Regions from separate parts of the Homo sapiens genome. Here region 1 is linked to region 2. The links are chromatin loops, found by intact Hi-C in ENCODE. Cell type or tissue: IMR-90. All regions are shown on one strand. Links, peaks and the distances in the headings refer to the core of each region. The heading gives the core; the rest is flanking DNA. Region 1 overlaps ARID2 (AT-rich interaction domain 2). Region 2 overlaps ARID2 (AT-rich interaction domain 2).

Region 1 (5,378 bases), core at 1-5,000, 150 kb after region 2:
TCCACCTCATTGAATTGCATGCTGTAGTTCTAGCTTTTCTGCTATAATATGTAAATATGACTGTAGCCTTTTAAGCTTCAGTCTCAGCAGAGAATTTCCTAAATGCGTTTGACCTAATGAAACTGATCATGGCTTCCCACTTAGGTTTTTCTTCTTATAGCTTTATAGAACTATATAATAATATGGACTTGCTGTGTAATGGAATTAAAGTGCTTTTGCACAATAAGTTCTGCAAAACCCTCTCATTCATGAAAAGGTGCTCCTTGCTAGACAGAAACTTGCTGATTTACAGTATTGTTATTTTTGTCTAAAGTTCTGTAAATACATGCTTTAATGTTATCTTTGAGAAATCTATGTAAATAATATAGTCTACAACATAGAGACTGTATAATTCTGTGTTATATATGTGCCTAGTGCTCTGTTGGCACTCAATAAATTTTAAGTAACAAAATTGATAATCATATAGCGAAGGCATATTTTTCTTCCAAGCTCAAGTCAGGATTGTGACTATATATTAATGAGACTCAGTAATCCAACCCACACCTGAGAACTCGTCTCATTACTTTATAGTCATGTCATGTATGTTTTTTTAACCATGAAATGACAATAAAATGATTTTTAAAATGAGAATGTTTTGGATAAGTGACTTCTGTCCTGATCTTAACCACTGCTGTTAAATACCAAACAGAGGAAACATGATGCAAAGCAGAAGCTGCTAAAGAGCAGAAGTGGAGCTATGGGGTTAACCACGTGGGACACCTGGCACTGTCACTGTTACCAAATAGTAAGTTAAATGAGAACAAAATCCAGTATCTATTAGGAAATTTTAGCCGATCACTTTCATACTGCTTGACTCTTCTCAGACTCATACAGCAGTCAGTCATACGACAACTACACTAGCCTTCTCCAGAGGCAACAAAACAAATGAAGACAGTACCACTGTCTAATTACATTACTACACTGGTATTTGTAACTCTTTCATTTCAATTATATAGCCTCATTTCCTATTGGTAAAAATTAAGTCCAGGATTGCCTTGTGTGTGGATAAGAAACACTAAGACACACTGGCATATACTTAAGTAGATCCATTTACTTTGATTAATAAGACTACATTTAAATATTAAAAGAAAAGGCTATTATTAAGTCAAGTCCTGGCTCCTGTGGATTTTAGTCTGAGATACAACCCACATTGTATACATTTATTTAAAACATAAACTGCCTTTAGAAAGTAACTTAATCAAAAAGTTAAATTATATGAAAAGCCTCATTCCCATCTGCTTCACCACCCGTGTCCCCCAACCAGATAACCACTGTTCACATTTCTTGAGTACATCTCTGGTGTTGATTACATACAAGTGAATTCAATATTTTCTCTTTTTTACACAAAAATATGTCATACCATAAATAATATGCCGTACTTTCTTGAAATTTTAATATTTTAAGTTTATTCCATATTGGTACATAGCTTTCTCATCCTTCTTACAGCTATACAATATAGTTTTCCATTGTATGGGTATACTATATTTAACTAGACCCCATATCGATGGACATTTAAATTGTTTCCAAAATTTAAGGTGCTGTTTTAAACTAGTCACTAATACTTTGCTGAACACTACTCTGTCAGGCACTGTGCTAAGCATTTTACATGTATTGTTTCAGCCTTCACAACAGCCCAATGTAATAGCTAATATTTCACAAGTGGGGAAAAGAGGGTTAAGATGAGTAAGTACCTTGACCAGGTTCTTAACAGCAAGTAAGTGGTTAAACTATCCAGCTCCTCTGAAGCCTAGTTATGAAGAGTAATTGGGAGAATTCTTTCCTCAGAGAGTCAGACTCAAGGCCAGGAGTCTGCTAGTATAAACACTATGTACCCCTAATTTTGGTGTGGATCTTTTCGTTTGTATTTGCCTCATTGTTCCTAGTATTTTCTTTCTTTGCATTTTGTCTTTTTAAGATTTTCCATAATTCTTCAGATTTCCCAAGTATTTCATTCATTAACTTGGCACCACTTTATACAGCCAGAAAAATTTTCTGGAAATACCCTTGACAAAGGGCCATTTCTAAGACAAATATTTATAGTAAGTTGAAACCACAGTTTCTAATCAACTATCCGTCTGGTGCCTAGTTCAAACAACCATCTGCTGACTCCTTTGGAAAGAGTCATACTCCTTAACAATAGTATGATGTTAATAGGATTTTCCCCAGCGTACACCTTTAAATCACCTTCAATGCACAATACTGTTGGAGTACCTATGCTGCTGCTTTGGAAGGCGGAGACATCCTGCTCTGAAGGTAGCCCAAACTTACAAATAATACCCAATACGATAAAAGATAAAAACATGTGCCATAAGGAAATTATAAACAGTTTGGGGAGTTTAATCATGTAGCAGGCTTCATTTGATGCTGAGTTGGAAAGGGAAAGTAGGAAAGGCTTTGTGGAGAAGGCAAAATGTCTTTTTCTTTTTAAGTACTTTGTATTATTTTTTATCTTTTATTTCTTTATTTTTAAGACAGGGTCTGGCTCTGTCACCCATACTGAAGTGCAGTGGTGTAATCTCGGCTCACTGCAACCTCCGCCTCCCAGGCTCAAGCGGTCCTCCCACTTCAGCCTCCTGAGTTAGCTGGGATTACAGGTGCGAGCCACCATGCCTGGCTAATTTTTGTGTTTATTTATTTTTTTGTAGAGATAGTATTTTGCCATGTCGCCCATACTGGTCTTGAACTCCTGACCTCAAGCAATCCACCCACCTCGGTCTTCCAAGGTGCTGGGATTAGAGGTGTGAGCCACCGCGCCCGACCCCTGAGAAGGGAAAATGTCTTTTTAATGAGAGATTCTAAGGGCTAGTAGAAATTTGACAGACCTCAGCCAGGCATGGTGGTTCGCACCTATAATTCCAGCACATTGGGACGCTGAGGCAGGAAGATTGCTCAAGCTCAGGAATTTGAGACCAACTTGGTTAACATGGTGCAGACTTTGTCTCTACAAAAAATAAGAAAATTAGCTGGGTGTGGTGGTGCACACCTGTGGTTCCAACTACTGGAGAGGATGAAGCATGTGGATATTTGAGCCCAGGAGGTTGAAGCTACAGTGAACTGTGTTTGTGCCACTCCACTCCAGCCTGGGCAACAGAGTGAGACCTTGTCTCAAAATAATAATAAAATAGAAATGGACAGACCTAATGGTAGTAAGAGAGTTTGAGTTTGGAGAGGTCTTGTTGAGGATGAGAGGAGGTTATAGATTGACAAGTGCAGGGGTTAACTAGTAAGAGGTCAAAGCTATAAACATTCTCCACACACAAAATGCACAAAAATGAAACTCGACAATATCAGGGAGGAGCAGAGTGAGATGATAGAAATGTCTTGGCCACCTAGTAAACAGAACTAACAGGGCCCCACAAAGTGTAGTTTTGAAATCAAATGTAGTAAGTAAGTTTAACCAACACATTTGGTTGAGAGGGGCTTCGGAATCTCTGGACTATACATTATGACTTCCCTAAACTGGAGAAAACGTTTAGCCTTTGCTTTTGAGAAGATGTATTGATTTGAATTATCAAATATGATGCTCTATTTATAGCTAAACTGTGAAAGACAAAACTAGACTGGCTTTCAGGTTGACCTTTTAAACGAAATCACTTTTGCAAGGCAGCTGCCTGGGACAGGCACTTTTCTAAATTGTACAACCATTGAAAATGAGTTTGTTTTTCATCTTTAGGTAGAAAATGGCATGGTTAAAGTAACTTAGAAAAAGAAAGGACCTGAAAGTTGGTGCAATCTAATACAGAAAGCATTGTTTTTGACTGACTGATTGGCTATAGAGACAAGGCCTCACTATGTTGCCTAGGCTGGTCTCAACTCCTGGGCTCAAGCAATCCTACTGCCTTGGCATCCCAAAGTGCTGGGATTTACAGGCGTGAGCCACCATGCCTGGCTGAGCACTATTTGAAATGAACACACAACTTCAATCTTGTGCAGAGTAGGCCCTTGAATGTTTGTTGCTTTTTACTTATTTCTGGTTCCTAACAGATGTATGTCTTATGTGATGCAAAATTATTCTTTGAATGGAGATTTTTTTTCCCCCTTCAAGTTCATGGATTTTCTTTTTGCCTTTGGGACTGGATTGAGAGAATGGGAAAAATGTAGATTTGACTATCAAATCTAAAACAATGGCCTTGGGTTAATTGCTAGCCCCTTGGTACTTTCTTTAAAAACTTTTAAATTATGAAATATAACACATATAACAAAGTGAGTAAAATGTAGAGTAGAGCTTTATTTTTATGTTTTTAGAGATAGGGTCTTGCTATGTTGCTCAGGCTGGTCTTGAACTCCTGGCCTGAAGCAATCCTCCTGCCTCAACCTCCCGAGTAGCTGGGATTACAGGCATGACTCACAGTGCCTGGCTTATTGTTTTACAGCAAACCCTATGTAGCCGTTGCCCAGATCAAGAAAAGACCTTGATAGTCCCCCCAGAAGCCTCTCATGTCCCATCTCAATCAAAGCCCCTAAACCCCCATCAGTAACCACTATCTGAATTTTCAAGGCAACTGCTTCTATTCTTTATGTTTTTTTTTTTACCTTTACTACGTAAGTATGGATCTCTAAACACTATAATTTAGTTTTGTCAATTTTTGAACTATTACAGAAATACAGTATTGGATTATATTTTGTGTCTATCTTTCACTCAGCTTGGTTGTGAGATTCACCTATATTGTTGGATGTAGCAATGGTTCCCTTATTTTTATTGCTGAATATTCCCAATACTGATGGCATTTAGATTGTTTCTAATTTGGGGCAACTACATATGATGCTATAAACATTCTACTCGTCTCTTGATGCACTGGGGCATGTGTTTCTGTTGGACATTAACTTAGGAGCGGAATTTCCCTTATTATCTAGTAAGATAATTCCACAGAGCAGTCTGGAAGTGTGCAAATGGCAAGTACAAATACAATCCAAATTAGGTTCTGAGGGCGAATGGGACTAACCAGAGGTGCCTCAAAGGAAGTCAGATTGAGAGCCATAGGCAAGAGGATGGCTAAGCAGCTGTGCAGTCCTCACCTTCAGCCTGAGCAGACTCATTCCTTTGTAATTAGATTTTGTTTGGAGTTCTGCTGTAAAGTTTGTTGGCAATATGGCATACAGGAATTACGTGGCTCATCACAAGTATATAATTAATATTAGTTGAATTAGATGATTAATTTAGAAGTCAGCAGGATGATCTGAAAGACTAAATAGGGTGACCACTTAGTTTATTATATTTATAATATTTGACTGATTATGAGGACTTCACACACTTTGGAGCAGGATAATGGAAACAGAAATATACAGATGTTATTTCTAGTGCCCAAACTGCTAGATAGGTTGGAGGAAGGGTCAGTGTT
Region 2 (5,388 bases), core at 285-5,284:
TTTAAAGCTCTCTTTTGGTTGTTGATTTTAATTTATTGCTCTATACTTTGTGTACAGAGTCTGTATTTCATTGATTTGGGAAGGTAATTGAAGTGTCTCTTTGGGCTATTATATGGTCAGTTTTTATGAATGTTCTGTGTAAGCTCAAAAAGAATATATTTTATGTTTATTGTGATGTCACATACGTCATATGATATCAGACTTTCAAAGTGGCATTTTTCAAATTTTGAGGTTTTTAAATTTTTTTTGTCATTTTCTGAAGGCTTGTTAACAACGTCTAATTAGAATTGTTAATCTCTTTTGCACACAGATTTTTAGTTGTTTTTTCTGCGTGTGTGTTTTTTTGGTGTTTTTGTGTTTCTTTTGTGTTTTTTGTGTTTTTTTGTGTTTTTGCACACAGATTTTTAGTTGTTGCTTATGTACATTGAGACTGTATATATGTGTATCTATACATAAGTTGTTGCTTATGTATGTTGAGGCTGTATATATGTGTATCTGTGTATATTCACATTTGCTTTTTTACCGGTATATGTTTCCATTTGTCTTTTATTGCCCTTGCCTTTGAATTTAAATTCTTTTGATACTATGGTGGGTTTATTTTGGTTCATATTTTTTAGGTACCTTTTTGTTTCTTTATTTTTTTCAGCTTTGCTGGATCCTGGTTTTATTTATTTATTTTGGATTTTTAACTTAATTTTTAAATTTAATTTTTATTTAGTTTTTAGCGATAGGGTCTGGCTCTGTTGCCTGGGCTGGAGTGCAGTGGTGCGATCATAGCTCACTGGAGCCCGAATCTCCTGGATTTAAGCAGTCCTTCCATGTTGGCCCCACAAAGCACTGGGATTACAGATGTGAGCCATTGTTCCTGGCCTGGATTGTTGTTTTACACTTAAACTGAGAATATGTCTTCTGAGTTTAACCTATTAGAATTTAATGTGATTATTTCTATGTTAGAACTTAGCTCTGCCATTTTATATCATATCCCTTCAGTGTCCAAGTTGAATCTTTCTCTTCTCCCTTCCTTGCCCAACAAATTCCAAGAAGTTTAGCATACTCTCCACACTGCACCCCTACTTTCTTGAAATAGGGTGATGTGATGTTTTAATTATTTATTCTTATGAATACACTTGTTTTAAGATAACAATACATCTTCTAAAATTTTTTCCTTCCCATATTTTGTTGTTTTCTTCTGGATATATTTCTTTTTTGACTAGATTACATTTTTCAAATGTTCTTTGAAAGAAGGTCTTTTTTTTGTGGTAAACATTGAGGCATTGTCTGCCTATAATATGTTTACCATTCACAATTAAGTGATAATTTACCTTGATTTAAAATTCTAAGCATGGATTTGTTTTTCTACCTCAATATTTTGAGGATAGGGTAATGTTTTATTGTCCTCTTCCTGTCCTGGTGGTGTTCTGAAATCTGGTATCAGTTTGACCCTGCTCTTTTTTAGGTGATGTTGCCCCTGCTCCTCTTGCTAGAAGCTTTTAAAATTTTGTCTTTGAAAGGCTTACATTTTACTCCAGTACATTTAGGTATGGACTTTTTTTTTTCCTTATCTTTTCTCCTTAGCACTTTAAGCCATTTCAATCTGAGATTTCATATTGTGAATTCTGCAAAATTCTGTCATTTTTTCAAATTCTTCTTCGTTTATTTTCTTTGCTTATAGAATTCCTTTTGGGTAGATATTTACACTAATACTACTTTCCCCACCATATTTTAACTAGCGCTTTATTCATCTTTTTGTCGCTTTCTGAGACCCTTTGGAACATTTCCTAGATTAATTCTTAAATCAACTCTGTTCATTTTCTTATTCAAACCATTTTAAAATTCTTCATTGCAATAATTATATATATTTTTACAGCCAATATTTTCTTTCTCTTAACTGCTTATTCCTGCTTTGTATTTCTGATATTTTTTCATGTCTGCCTGAGGCTATTTATTATGACTGTTTAAAGTTTTTTTTGATTAGTTCTGATTTTTCTTGAATGAGGTTATTTCTTGTCAGTATGTGTTTCCCTTTCCCATATTAATGCTTCTTAAATATCTCTTTAATTTTTCCCATTTGCTAAATCTTCTATAATCATAAAATGCTGGTATATTTAGAGAGTGAGAGATGGACATACACCGAGCTCAGCCATACTTGGTGTTTTTCTCACATGTGGCTCTCTCCTGTTTCTTAGGGACACTTGTCCGTAGGCACTGCTTACATAAGTAGGGCACCTCCCTCTCTGCTATCTTGTTTTAGTCTGGTATCTCACTGTCACTGCTGATTAGGTTCTACACTAAAGTAGTGATAGCATAGGCAATAATCTGCATAAGAAAATTCAGCCTAGTAAAAAGTATACCCAAGTAGAATTTTTAACCCTAGTTTATACTTCCCATCAGTGAGTAGACTCTGGCTTTCATGTGCTCTGTGCATCCCTAAAGATGCCCTACCATTATCAATGTCTTCAAGTGTTGTTGAACTGGTTTTTGAGATCCAGCAATGTTTATATTACCTCAGCGTCATCTGTAGAGTGGGATTCATAGGAATAAGCCAGCATACCAGCAGATGGTGCTAGTCTCTTAACTTTTCAGAAACCAAAACCTATATCTTACTTCTAAAGGTAATAGCTATAAATGATTAAATTTCTTTGGAATTCTCAGAACATCTTAGGGTATTAAAGTGGTTTTATGAAGAGATAAGAGAACAAGTTTATCTTTAACAATTTCTGTCTCTTTCCTCATGCATCAAATTGTGCTATTCTGGTTACAGTATATTTAAAAAACCTTTTGTGATAGAAATATAACTGACTTTTAAAGTATTGTGATCTATAACAGCTACTATTTATTGGGTGCTTATTGTGTCTTGGATACTGTGCTAAGTGTTTTATGTATGTAATGTTGGGATAAGACCAGGATTATTTCTCCAATGAGAAGTTTTAACTTAATAGGTTTATAAGAATTGTGTATTACTATTCTTCAAAACAAAAATTATGTTCAATATAGTTTAGTAATAGTAAATTCCATTAAAGTCATAAAATGTGAGGCAAGGTGCGGTGGCTCACGCCTGTAATCCCAGCACTTTGGGAGGCCAAGGCGGGTGGATCATGAGGTCAGGAGTTTGAGGCCAGCCTGGCCAACATAGTGAAACCCCGTCTCTACTAAAAATACAAAAAATTAGCCGGGCGTGGAGGCAGGCACCTGTAATCCCAGCTACCGGGGAGGTGGAGGCAGGAGAATCACTTGAACCCAGGAGGCGGAGGTTGCAGTGAGCCAAGACCGCTCCATTCCATTCCAGCCCAGGTGACAATGTGAGACTCAGACTCAAAAAAAAAAAAGGTCATAAAATGTTTTGCCTGTGGAAGAGGGAAATAATTGGAGGAGATTGTTACTGTTGTTATTGTTTTCAGACACAAAGTCTCTGTCACCCAGGCTGCAGCCTTGAACTCTGCTCAAGGGATCATCCCACCTCAGCCTCCTGAATAGCTGGGACTACAAAAAAAAAAAAATTTTTTTTAAAATTTTTTTGTAGACACAGGGCTTTTCTGTGTTGCTCAGACTAGTTTTCAGCTCCTGGCCTCAAGCGATGCCGCCACCTTGGCCTCCCAAAATGTTGGGATTACAGGTGTGAGCCACTGTGCCTGGCTGATTGTTATTGTTGAGGGAACTGAGACCTAGAGAATTTGCAATTTTTATATCGTTAATGGTTTTTGTTTGTTTTTTGGTTTCAGTGTTATGTTTGGGATGATTATACAGAGCCATTTAATTTTTAGAGTATTTAATATTTATAGAAAATTGCAAATAGAAAGGATCACTGAAAAGCTGTTTATTCATTGTGTGCTTGTATGTTTTATATTCAGATGTAAAAACAGAAAATAAATGAGAAATAATTCCTGCTTCCTTAAGCAGTTTATGTGATCACCATTTCTCAACTAGTTTTTTTTTAATATTAGACTTATCTATGGACGTAACTACTTTTTCATTTAAGACTAGTACACTTAACTATTAAAATTATTTTAGTAATTAACCTTTATTTTTTATTACATAAAAAAGGCAAATTTTCTACCCTTATCTTTTGCTTCCTGATTATAGTTATACTTGGTGGTGGAACTCGAAACAGTGATTGTGTGAAAGAACACAGATTAGAAAATTGCTAACTCTATGTTGTTGGAGTTGTTTTTTTTGCTTGACATTACTTAAGTAGTGAAATCATTCCCCCCTTTTTATTAAATATAATTTACACACAGTAAAATTCACCCATTTTAGTACTGCCTTGCAAGTTTTGACACATGCAAACAGTTGTGTAAGAACCACCAAAATGAAGATGTAGAACAGTTGTGTTACCCCTCACATTCTTCTGTCCCTTGTAGTCAGTCCAGCTCTCCATCTTCAGTCTCTGGCAACCGCTAATCTGTTTTATACCCTTACAAATGTGCTTTTTCAAGAATGTGATATAAATGAAATAATACTGTATGAAGCCTTTTAAGCCTGGCTTCTTTTTCTTAGTACAGTACATCTGAGATTTATACATAGTGCCTCTATCAGAATTCATTCTTTTGTGTTGTTAAGTAGTGTTCTGTTGTGTGGATATACTGAAGATTCTTTATTCTTTTTTAGTTGATGAATAATTTGGTTGCTTCCAGTCTTTGGTGATTAAAAACACTATAAACATTCGCATATAAGTTTTTCAGAAATTTTCACTTAATTTGAGTAAATACCAAGGAGTAAAATTGCTGGGTTATACCTTAAATATTTATTTGATCTCATAAGAAACTGCTAAACTGTTTTTGAGAATGGCTGAACTATTTTGTGTTTCCATTAGCAATATGTGAGTTCCAGTTGTCCCTCAACCTTGCTAGCATTTGATATTGTTAATTTTTAAATTAATTTTAGCCATTCTAAAAGATGTGTAATAATATCTCATTGTTCTTTTAATTTACATTTCCCTAAATGACTAATGAATGTGAACATTTTTAATATATGTTTTTTTCCACTGTATATATTCTTTGGTGAAGTAACTAAGTATTTGATCTCATGCCCATTTCTTTATTGGGTTGTTTTCTTTTTCTTTTCTTTTTTTTTGAGACAAGGTCTCTCTCTGTCACACAGGCTGGAGTGCAGTGGCACAATCTTGGCTCATTGCAGCCTCGACTCCTGTGCTCAAGTGATCCTCCCATGATAGCCTCTCAAGTAGCTGGGACTGCAGGCACACGCCACCAATCCTGGCTAATTAAAAAGTAAACTATTTGTAGAGATGGTGTCTCATCATGTTGCTCAGGCTGGTCTTGAATTCCTGGGCTCAAGTGATCCTCCTGCCTTAGCCTCCTAAAGTGTTGGAATTAGAGGTTTGAACTACTGAACCTGGCCTCGGTTTTTTTTTTTTTTTAATTGAATTTTGTG

Evidence for each region. A loop is a pair of places that touch in the nucleus more often than their neighbours do. Peaks named below come from ENCODE experiments on the same cell type or tissue, not always from the same donor. Only the 100,000 strongest peaks of a DNase experiment are listed, where the experiment ranks them.
Region 1: a loop joins it to region 2, with 2.2 times the contacts of the local background. A loop is called at or near these places in 8 of 110 quality-filtered maps.

The regions. Positions count from the first base shown.
Region 1 is chr12:45,907,411-45,912,788 of GRCh38, forward strand. It overlaps ARID2 (AT-rich interaction domain 2), which reads left to right. Exons shown (of 21, transcript NM_152641.4): 21 at 1-627. Among named protein-coding and RNA genes, the nearest start is that of SCAF11, 80 kb to the right of the region's middle. In IMR-90, for the core only: no CTCF peak of the experiment used is centred there; a DNase peak (open chromatin) is centred at 2,091; H3K27ac peaks cover 160 bases.
Region 2 is chr12:45,760,156-45,765,543 of GRCh38, forward strand. All of the region lies in intron 3 of ARID2 (AT-rich interaction domain 2), which reads left to right. Among named protein-coding and RNA genes, the nearest start is that of ARID2, 33 kb to the left of the region's middle. In IMR-90, for the core only: a CTCF peak has its summit at 2,543 (motif pointing right); a DNase peak (open chromatin) is centred at 2,546.